2 separate regions of the Homo sapiens genome follow, and region 1 is linked to region 2. A link is an interaction called in ENCODE POLR2A ChIA-PET data of the cell type or tissue named here. Cell type or tissue: GM12878. All regions are shown on one strand. Each heading gives the region's core, and the rest is flanking DNA. Links, peaks and the distances in the headings are about the cores only.

The links. Peaks named below come from ENCODE experiments on the same cell type or tissue, not always from the same donor. Only the 100,000 strongest peaks of a DNase experiment are listed, where the experiment ranks them.
Region 1: POLR2A ChIA-PET joins it to region 2 with 9 read pairs; 2 of 35 experiments call an interaction of 5 or more read pairs at or near these places.

What each region holds. Positions count from the first base shown.
Region 1 is chr9:22,980,409-22,985,408 of GRCh38, reverse strand. No RefSeq gene overlaps it. Among named protein-coding and RNA genes, the nearest start is that of LINC01239, 340 kb to the right of the region's middle. In GM12878, for the core only: no CTCF peak of the experiment used is centred there; no DNase peak of the experiment used is centred there.
Region 2 is chr9:22,910,849-22,917,348 of GRCh38, reverse strand. LOC105375990 (a long non-coding RNA gene) reads left to right here. Exons shown (of 2, transcript XR_929515.2): 2 at 1-264. Among named protein-coding and RNA genes, the nearest start is that of LINC01239, 270 kb to the right of the region's middle. In GM12878, for the core only: no CTCF peak of the experiment used is centred there; DNase peaks (open chromatin) are centred at 3,618 and 4,128.

The DNA of each region.
Region 1 (5,000 bases), core at 1-5,000, 69 kb before region 2:
TGTCAAAAACAAGATAGAATGTCAACTTCCAGAATCACTTATTTTCAGTTTAAAAAAATTAGTTTACTTGGCCCCAAACAGCCTAGTTTCAAGAAAACCTTCTTCTAGCTATATACTCTAGTCTTCAAAAGCCAGAATTATTTCTTGTACTTTCTCAGAACAGGGCTAGACTTCCCAAGGTAGCTTGCAAACTTAGCTCAGTAATGCTTCTTTAAGTCTAGTGGGTAAAGTGAGAAACCCTTTCTTCTACCTCTAAATGTCTGTTTCTCCTCCTGGAAAATATCCTTGACTTCTTATTTTTACCCTCTCATTTCCCACATCCAAATCAATGTCTAATGATGCTAATTTCTAAATATTTATTGAATCTACATGCCTTCTCTCTGTATTCTCCCTGACTATATCAGACTCTTACTTATCACCCTAACCAACTTTTCTTCCCTCTGTCCTGATCTATTGGCAAAGTGAGCATTCAAACAAGGAACTCTGACGAGGAGCTCATTTGTTAAAAGGCTTCAAGTTTCTTTGTTTAGAATAAAATGTCTTCTATAAAATGACCCCTGCCCACATCTCTGGCCTTTCTTCATGGCACTTCTTGGCTTCATTATTTTAATCGGTGTACTGAAAAACTGCACGCCCCAAGCCATTTTACTCCATTCTATCTGTGCTTACTCTGAAAAACCTGCTTGAGATACTGTCTTCCTGTCTTCTGCTTTTTCACTTTAAGACCTTCTACTCATATTTCAAGAATAAGTTCACGTGTCATTTCTTCCAGGAAGCGTTCTCTGATAACCTTCCTTCGGGCGGGGTAACATCCTATTTCTCTGGGCTTAAATAATTCTCTGTGTATCCTTTTATAACAGTACTTATTAATGAAGTTACCTGTACAGATTCTGAGCTCCTTTAAGTAAAATACCATATGTCCTTAGTCTTTCTGTCATAACTGTCTTCTTCTATCATGCTTGAAACACAATCATCAATAAATATTTCAGGAAACATACCAATTTTCCCTTGTTTTCCAAAATAAGTAAGATATGCCTACCATGGTTGCTATTTTCCTATGAAAGCTGCTCGTCTCCACTCAATTTTACCATATAAAGTTGACAACTCTAACCCTGCCGGATACACATGATGTTTTATGAGACCTGGTGTTAGCTCTTCCAGCTGCGCAGATTTGGTCACTTATAAATATTCTGTATTTTCTTGTCCTTAATTACTTTTATAATTTATTAGGGAATTTAACTCCAGAGTTATCAGGTTTCTTTGAGAGCCTGTGGAGACAGACTTAGCAAAAGCCATTCAGGATCTAAGTTAATTAGAGTTTGTGTCTTAATTACAAACATGCTATGTATTTTATTAACTCCTTCCAATAATCTTAACCATATGGAAAAAGTAAAATTTTCTTTTATAATAATTATACTAATGTGATCTTGCTAAATTTATCTACTCTGGCCTCTGATGGCTAAAATCTTTGTTTCAAAATCCTAAGGAACCTGATGTTAACTGCTTTGCTATTGATTTACCTCTCTTGAAATTGTTGCTCTACGTGAACTTAAGTGTAAACACATATGAACAAATTCATAGTATAAAACTTTCTTAATTTCAACTGCACATCAGCTCTCTAAGCTCAATGTATCCTATACCAATTACTTATTAAATCCCTGGCATACCTTTTGTGGAGTAAAGAAGGATAGGGAGTACCAATAAATATTGTCTAATAGGTTTTAGTTTTTGTACACAATGATTTTGAACATCAAAGTGTAAAGGAAGCTTCATTTGAAATGCAATAGCATGGCTTCTCCAACAACTTAATCAAAAAATATTAAGAAAATTGATACTTGTGGATAGATCTCGTGGGGAATTCCTTGAATGAGGGAAGAAGTGAATGGACCTTAATTTAAGAGTGAGCTTAGAGGAGGACATGTGGGAGAACTATCCCCATACTGCTTTTTTTCTTTCTTTTTTTTTTTTTTTTTTTTTTTTTTTGAGATGGAGTCTCGCTCTGTTGCCAAGGCTAGAGTGCAGTGGGACCATCTTAGCTCGTTGCAACCTCCGCCTCTTTCGCTCAAGCAATTCTCCTGCCTCAATCTCCCTAGTAGCTGGGATTACAGGTGCCTGCCACCACACCCGGGTAATTTTTTTTGTATTTTTAGTAGAGATGGGGTTTCACAACGTTGGCCAGGCTGGTCTTCAATTCCTGACCTCAGGTGATCCACCCGCCTCAGCCTTCCAAAGTGCTGGGATTACAGGTGTGAGCCACCGTGCCTGGCCCCCAATATTGCTTTCTAACACGTGGAATGAAGGTATGTTTAGAAGTATTCTTGTTTTACCAATAATTCTGCTAGAAAAAGCATAAAATATTATGATTCCTATCGTTTAGATAATTTGAATATGTTATACTTACTACCTCCATATCAAGAAGAATTGCCCTTTAAGATGGCCAGGATACCAGAGTGGCATTTATGCATCTACTTTCCTGGCAACAATAAGGTTTTTTTTTGTTTGTTTGTTTTTGTGTTTTTTTTTTCAATTTAAAGTTGATCTGTTTGGCCTGTTTAATTCATTCTTTCCTATGGGACAAAAACGTTAGGAATATTCAACTAGCAATGTAGTATTTTGCAAGCATTTCTTCTCTTAAAAAAGGTAATCATCTGATCAAAGAGGACGCTTCCTAGTTAGATACTGACGATGAAAAATAGTACTTAAAACTACTGTAAGGCAGGCAAAGTAGAACTTATCATGTGTTTGGTAATTAAATTCCCAGGGAGACAGTGATTTTACCCTCAAACCCATGGCCTTCATCTGCAGATCTAATTATAATCTACTAAGAAACGAATGTGTCCCTGGCTTTACAACAATCCACATTTCAACAGTGACCTCACAGAAAAGGGAGACAGTAAGGTAACTGCAAGGAGATATCAGTTTCTAAGGAAGGAAACTTTAAGGAAAATCAAGAAATTTAGCCAGGGTGTGCATTAGAAGAACAAAGGTACTCCCAAGAAACCAAATAATTTGTATAGAGTTTTGACAGATGGATCTCGGTACAGGAGAATTTTAATATTCATGATGATTTATCCTGGAAAAATAAATCAGTCTCCTTCCTCAGCCACTGCTATTGTTCTCCAATTATCTCATGGACAAAGTGGCCATATTAGCAGGGATGAGATTATGTATATTCTCAGGAATGAGGACTTCCACTTGTCAACACCCATCTAGTTGCAGCTATTTTTGTGTGTCCAGTCTTCCAAGAGCAAAGACCAACACTGCATCCCCCAAACTGCACTATTCCCCAGGGTTATTAGCCATCTACCCATTGGTGGATTAAGTTGGACTACTTCTATTATGGAAGTGGCAGCTCTCTGATTTTACTGTACTAGACATATATTCTGGATGTAGATTTGCCTTTTCGGTATTTATGACATCCTTGGACATACAGAATATCTTATCATTTTTCCCAGAAGCATCACTTACGACCAGGGACCTCACTTTACAGCAAATGAAGTGTGGCCATAGATTTATGCTCATGGTTTTCATTGATTTCACTATGTTCCCCATGAACTAGAAGCAACTGTCTGAATGGAAAAGTGAAATTGTTTCTGAAGACCCAGATACAGGGCCAAGTAGGTGGTAACACTTTGCAGGGCTTGAACAATGTCCGCAGGATGTACTACTGTATGCACTAAATCAGAGTTCAATTTATGGTGCTATTCTTTCATATTTATGAATCTCATGAAGATGTGTAAATAAATAGATCCTTTCATTTTTATCCCTGGTGATCCGTTAAAAACATTTTTGCTTCTGTTTCTGTGACTTTAGGCTCTGCCGCTTTAGAGACTGTACTTTAAAAAAATATATATTTCTACCAGGGGACACACAATGATTCCATTAAACTAAAACTTGAGACTTTTAATGTCTATCTACTTCATTACAGCATAATTACTGAAATAATGATCAGCACTTTACTAAATTCCCAGACAATTCAGTGTCCTTAGAACATATTTCTATTTACCTTCCTGTGTATTCTATGATTGCCATACATTTTATTATGTATAAAAAGAATTTGCATTTTATAGTTATGATTCATTTACACTTTCTAATTTTAATTCCACTGGTTTTTACATTTCAATTCCACAAATTTTTGTATCTCTGAACTTTATTGTAGATATTTTTCTTAATGTATCATTTACAACAGATAGTTAACAAAAATCTCTTAGTTTTTGTCTGAATATATCTATTTTACTTTTACAATTGAAATATAATTTCAAAGAAAATAGAATGCAATGTTGTTATTATTTTCTTTCAACTCTTTGAAGATATCCACCCATCATCTTCTGGCTTCATATTTTCTGTTGAGAACTTAGCTATCAATCTACACATTGTTTTTCTGGAGGTTGTATGTCTTTTTCTTAGTCAGCTTTTAACATATTTTATAGTTTTTGTTGGTTTGTTTTTGGTTTTATTTTGATAGAGTCTCGCTCTGTCACCCAGGCTGGAGTGTAGTGGCGCGATCTTAACTCACTGCAACGGTTGCCTTCCCAGTTCAAGCAATTCTCCAGCCTCAGTCTCCCAAGTAGCTAGGATTGCAGGCACCCACCACCATGGCCAGCTAATTTTTTTTTTTTTTTTTGGTATATATATACAATTTTTTTTTTTTTTAATAAGATGAAGTCTCTCTCTGTCGCCCAGGCTGGACTGCAGTGGCGTGATCTCGGCTCACTGCAAGCTCCACCTCTTGGGCTCAACGCCATTCTCCTGCCTCAGCCCCCCCGAGTAGCTGGGACTACAGGTGCCGCCACCACACCTGGCTAATTTTTTGTATTTTTAGTGGAGATGGGGTTTCACTGTGTTAGCCAGAATGGTCTTGATCTCCTGACCTCATGATCCGCTCGCCTCGGCCTCCCAAAGTGCTGGGATTACAGACTTGAGCCACCGCGCCCGGCCTTTTTTTTGGTATTTTTAGTAGAGACGGGTTTTCACCATGTTGGCCAGGCTAATCTCAAACT
Region 2 (6,500 bases), core at 650-5,649:
AATGACCACAGAGAAATTGAAAGATGTCCAGTAGAAGGTCTGTAGACTTCATTCCAATTCAGCATATCCATGAGGTCACCAAGAAATTAAGTCACCAAGAAGTTAATTTCCTCAAGAAAGGACCCTTGAAGAAAGTTGCTATTATTAAGTCGATTAGGGTGTAGTGGCAGGAAAAAAAGTAAGGACTGATTTCTAAGAAACATAAAAATGAAAACATTAAAGAAAAACCCTAAATTTCATTGAAGAATAAATTGTGGGACTGAGCCACAGAACAAAACTGAATATTTATATCATCACCACATGTATAGTTAGTGATATATCTATTTTCTGGGAGTCTGTATTTTAAAATTAGGTTTATTGAGGTATAATTCGTATGGAGTAAAATTTAATCTTTTTGTGTGTTCACTTTTATTAATTTGGACAAATATTCAAAATAGTATAACCACCACTACAATCAAGATGTAGAACATTCTCATCACCCTCAAAAGGCCCCTTTGAAGTCATATAATTATAGAGTATGTTGCTTTCTGATCTGGGCCTTGTTACACTTATTATACTGCATTTGATAGCCATAATGTCATTGCATTAACAGTCATTCAGTCTTTTATTGCCACTTTGAGTTATATGCCATATTATGACTATGACACCATATGTTTATATATTCATTAGTTGAGAGATAATTGGGTTGCTTTCAATTTGTGCAATTATAAATAAAGCTACTATGCATATTTGCATGGAGAATTTATTGCAGATGCTTTCATTTCTTTCGGGTAAATACCTAGGCACTGAATTGTTGATTCATATGGTAAACATGTACTTTCCTTTATAGGAAGCTATCTAGCTGTTTTCCAAAGGGGCTATATGATATTTTTATTTCTACAAATAATGTATATGAGTTTTAGTTGCTCCACATCCTTGTCATCACTTGATATTTTCAGGTATTATTATTATTAATATTGTTATTTTAGCCATTCAATAGGTATGTATTGGTATCTCGTTATGATTTTAATTTTCACTTCCCTAATGATGTAATGATGAACAATTTTTTGTAGTTATTTACGTTTTGTGTGCATTTATCTGAGGGATCTGTTCACATCAGTTACTCTTTTCTATATTGTGTTGTGTATCTTCTTCTTATTGAGATATAATGGTTCTTTATGTAGTCTGGTGCCATCAATCCTTTATCAGGTGCTTTGCAAACATTTCTCCATTCTGTGGTTTGTCTCTTCATTTTCTTAATATTTCCTTTCAAAAATCTAGTTTTAATTTCAGTGAAGTCCAATTTATCATTTTTCTCTCTTTTATGTTTCTTGCTTTTTATATTACAGCTAAGAAATCTTTGTGGCAAGCTTTTTAGATGTTTTATGGCCTTAGACTTTACATTTAGGTCTATGATCTATTTGATTTATTTTTGTATATGATAAAAGGTGTAGGTTATGGTTCATGTAGCCACAAAGGCCTCAGGATCCTCCCCAGGGATTGTCAAAGCCTTAACACATGGATGGGCCACAAGGAACAGAAAATATTTTTTAAAAATGTGAAAATGCCCTGTGATAAATACAATTTTCAAGTATCTACAAAATGGCAAATAAAGATGGTTGTATAACTGATGCAAGAAAAATAAGACCATTCTGTTACCACAAACCCCAATTTCTTTTTTTAAAAAAATTTTTATTTTGATTCCTACTTATGTTTTCTTGGCATAAGTATTTCAGGTCAAAAAATCAGTGCTGTCAGTGAATTGAATCTATAATTTGCATTGTTTAAACATAGTCCATCATATGGTGATAGAAACATCAAATCATGGTTCTGCATATTGGATTTTTAGTCAAAACACCTCTTAAACACAAAGTAGATCTAGTATAAAACCTAACTTATCTGATTGGCTGCTTCAATGACAGTATAGAAAGGGCTCACAAACTCTTTTAAGGGCAAATACATGTTACATATTTTTGTATAATTTCTAATGTCATTTTTCTGATTTCAGAAGTAATTCATGTTAATTTCAGAATTTTTTAAAAAATGAAGTACTAAAATTTCTGTTATCTATAGGTAATTTTTATTTAAATTTGCCATATGTTTTCCCAGTGTTTTTCTAACAGATATACAAATATGTAAATCTGTCATAGTATAATATCACATTTGTTTAATAAAGCAAACACATGTATATATATGTATATGCATATTACATGCATTTGATATTTATATATATAGTGTTTTTTAATTCTTTTTTATAATTTATAATAATTAGCACCTTTCACATAAAAAATTCAAGAAATAATTTTACAAAGAACAAACTTCAAATATGTATCTTTTCTTTTCATAACAATTGATTTTGAGAATGTTTTGATTACTATTTTACTAGTTTATAAACAATATAGAATTAGAATTTTCTAACTAAATCAAAAGCTTACATTATTTCAATAAAAAGACTATGTAAGATAGTCCTATAACTCTCTGGAAAGGAAATCGTAAATCCCATGGCTACAGGTAATCTATAATATGTTAATGTACATGTTTTCTATTAGCAGTGTGAGAACAGACTAATACAGCTCTGTAGAAATATTATTGGACAAGAAGAGTATGAGCTAATGCTAATAGACTGAGTGGAGAAACCCAGCACATCTAGTATGTCTAGATTCTTCTTGTCCTCTCTAGGCATCCATTCTTCCTTCTGAGTATAGGGCAGGTTCCTCTCTGGAATAGGGGTCTAAACGACCTATAATCAAACAAAGTAGGTCAGATAATTTCTTTATGACCAGTTTTCTTTAATTTTTGTTTCAGAGACAGGGTCTTGCTCTCTCGCCCAGGCTGGAATGCAGAAGCACAATCATGGCTCTTTGTGGCCTCAAACTCTTGATCATAAGAGATTCTGCCACCTTTTCCTCCCAAGTAGCAGGGCTACAGGCATGCAGAGCTTGGCTAATTTTTAATTTTTATTTTGTAGAGATGGGGTCTGGCTATGTTGCCCAGGCTTCCCTTGAGCTCCTGTTATGGCCAGTTTTTACATAGAATATTTTTAGGTTTTATGGCTGGCTTTTAGGAAAAAGGGTTTCTATGTTCTCGCTTGGGGAAGAGGGATTTTAGTTTCTGTGTCAGGGATTGGGGGGCAGTCAGGGAGGGGTTGGAGAACGGAAGGCAGGGGAAGATCAGAGAAGAACTTTTGTTTCCCAGGCTGCTGCTGCTGCTGCTGCCTTCATTTTAGGATATTGTCTTCTGAGCTCCAAAAATAGAAAAACAAAAGAAAATCAAAATATCTGTGTCCTGTATTTTACTTTCTCACATTTGAAATCTATCTTACCAATTCTGTCCATTCTATCTTCCTAATATTTCCTTTTATAACTGAATACTCCCATTTTTCTAAGACATTTTTTTTTCTCTTTCTCTTATTTTCTCATTCCCTACTTCCTACTTAGCCCTTTAGAAATGTAAAGATAACCTTTTGCTTCCCCTTCACCAAACACTGCCTATGGGGCAATTTCATCTACGTGCTCCAAGACAGATCTCTCTTTGAGAGTTAACAGTCAGTTTGCAGACTAAAACATGGAACTCTCACCCTCCAGGGGGTTGCCTTGGGACTTTCACCCACCGAGAGTTGTTGCCGGAAATAAAAGCCAGTTTCTATGAAACTCCTTCACATGTGGGGAGTTTTCAGCTTAGTCCTGCCATCAAAGGCACCAGCAGTCACCAGCTCTATGTTCAGTAGATTAGACACCAGAGCTAACAAGTGACCCCCTGACCCCTTGGTCACTTGCTCTCCTGTCTTTCAAAAATGCCCACTTTCGGCTCTAAAGGTGAAGTGGTATATTTAAAGGTGAGACACTTGTGTGTCTTCACCTTAGCTAGCTTTGGAAATAAATTACTTTCTGTATACCAGACCTCACTCATGTTCATTGTGTGATTGGGGGCAAATCCGTACAGGTCTGCAGCAACCTCAATTCTTGCCCCCTCAGAAGGAATGTGACTGCGGGGCATAAGGCAGAAGAAGAGACTGAGGCAAGTTTTAGAGCAGGAATGAAAGTTTATTAAAAAGCTTCAGAGCAGAAATGAAAAAGAGAGTAAAGTACACTTTGGAAGAGGGCCAAGCAGGAGACTTGAGAGATTAAATGTGTGGTTTGACCATTTGACTTGGGGTTTTGTACGTTGGCATACTACCAGGGTCTTGTATTCCTTTTCCCCTGATTCTTCCCTTGGGGTGTGCTGTCCGCATGCACAGTGGCCTGCTAGTACTTTGGAGGGGAGCATGTGCAGTGTGTTTACAGGAGTTGTACGCATGCTCACTTGAGGCATTCTTCCATTAGCAGCCCAACATCTTAGGAGGTCATATACCAGTGAAACACCATAATTTTGCCTCTCAGTGCATATGTGTGAGCCCACTCACCCAGCTCCTGAGATCTTAATAGGAAGCTAATGACCACCAGCTTCAGGTTTTTCTTATCTATTGGGAGACGGCCCTTCCCTGGTGCCAGCTGTGCCCAATTATTCTTTTAGAGAGATAGTTAACAAGTGCCTAACCATCACCTGATGGTCAGCTGACATTCCTGGTTGTGGGTAAGGGTTCTCTTCTGCCCCGTTCCTGTCTGACTAGCTAACTACTGTAGCAATTGAATCCTGCATACTGCAAGCCACTGGCTCATGATTTGGTTACACTTTTATTTTCTCTAATCCAACAAATAGACTAAATATGTTAAAGCAACAGATAAAAATAAATGTGTGTGCATATATAAGCATGCTGTCTCTTACACACACACACACACACACACTCACACACACTGAATAAAGTTCGGGATTGATCAATGTATCTAGAACTTTGCAATCAGAACACCAAGGAAGAAATTTAAAATTCATCGTAAAAATGTTTTGTACCTTATAGTTGAGAATGGGTCACTTTGTTTCTCACATGTCGGGAAAGACATCTCATGATCTTTTTAGTTTTTAGTGTCTGAAAGTGCAAATTAAACCTGCTTCTCTGAATCTTCACCAAGAGTGTCTTAATCCTATACATTTTTCACCTGGAAAGCTCCGACATTATTTAATCTATTTCAGCCATTGTCCAGATGGCTTCCAGGGTCCATAATTATAGCACAACTATGACCCTGTTGTCCTAATATTTGAAATCTTTCTATTGTGTTCTCTTCCAGATAAATTAAAAGCAAAATATTTAACACATTATTCAAATCTCTCTTAAGTTGGCCCCTGTCTACTTTTCCTGCCTATTTGCATGCATTCTATGCCTCTGCAATCAACCTACGATACCTCCAAAGTGCCCAGTGAAAAAAAATCAAAACATTTTACCCTAAAATATATTTATTTGACATATTTTGAGTTGGCTGTCAGAGGGCCAGCACAAGAAATGGTCCTTGAAAGCTGTCTTTTGGGGATAATTTGTATTTGTAAAGAATCTACATTAAAGTAGTGAGGCCTTTCCTTGTCTGGATCTAGGAAAGAACAACTAGGAATCTGACACCTTTAAAGATCTAAAGGAGACATTTGCCATCTACTCCCTCTGAGGTTTCATTTACCATAACAAGACCACCTTTGCTAGTCAAATTTCCTCTCCTCTCCCTCCTGTAACCTATGTTGTCACTAAATCCTAATTTACTGACATAACCCTGTTTTTGGCCATGCTCTGAGCCTCCATTCTTCCTGTAACATCAAGATGCTCTATAAGCTTCTACACCCGACTGGGAGATTGGGTCTTCATTCTGAAGGCTCCTGTATTACATAAAACTGTGATCAAAAATAAATCTATATGTCTTTTATAGAACCAATTAATCTGCCTTTTTTTTTCTTTTTTTTTTTTTTGCAAAACTTCAGAGGGCAAAAAGGAAATTCTCTCCTCCTCCATCCTTTATAAACATTTCCTCAACTGGAATTGCATTTACACTATTTTGTCCCCCTAATGATGCCAATGCCTCCAAGATTTAATGTTTTCAATTTTTTTACTTTGAAATTTCTGAAGTTTGTTCATTCCACACATGCAAAATACAGTCTTTCTGAGTTCTTTGAAATCAGTCAAGTATTCCCTTCTCCATAGCCACATTCTGCTTTATGTATTTCTATTATATGATGCATTGATTTCCTATTGCTGCTGTAACAAATTACAAAATCTTAGTGGCTTAAAACAACACAAATTTATTATCTTATATTTCTCAATGTCAGAAGTGCTAAATGGTTCAACCTGAGGAAAAACAATATAAATGTTAAAAAAAAAAAAAAAAAAAGGAAAGAAAAAAAGAAGTCCTAATTGGGCTTCATTTGTGCCAAAATCAAGGTCTTATCAAGGCCTACGCCTTAGGGGAATATAGTGGGGTAAGAATCTGTCTCCTTAGCTTTTCCAGTGTTTAGAGGCCAACTGCATTTTGGGCTCCTGACTCCTTTCTCCACCTTCAAAGCCAACAACAGTTTCTTCAAATCCCTCTTCAACTCAGATCCTCTGCTTCTGTAATTGTATCTTCCTGTCTGATGCTAACACAATTGTCTCCAACTTATCAGAACCC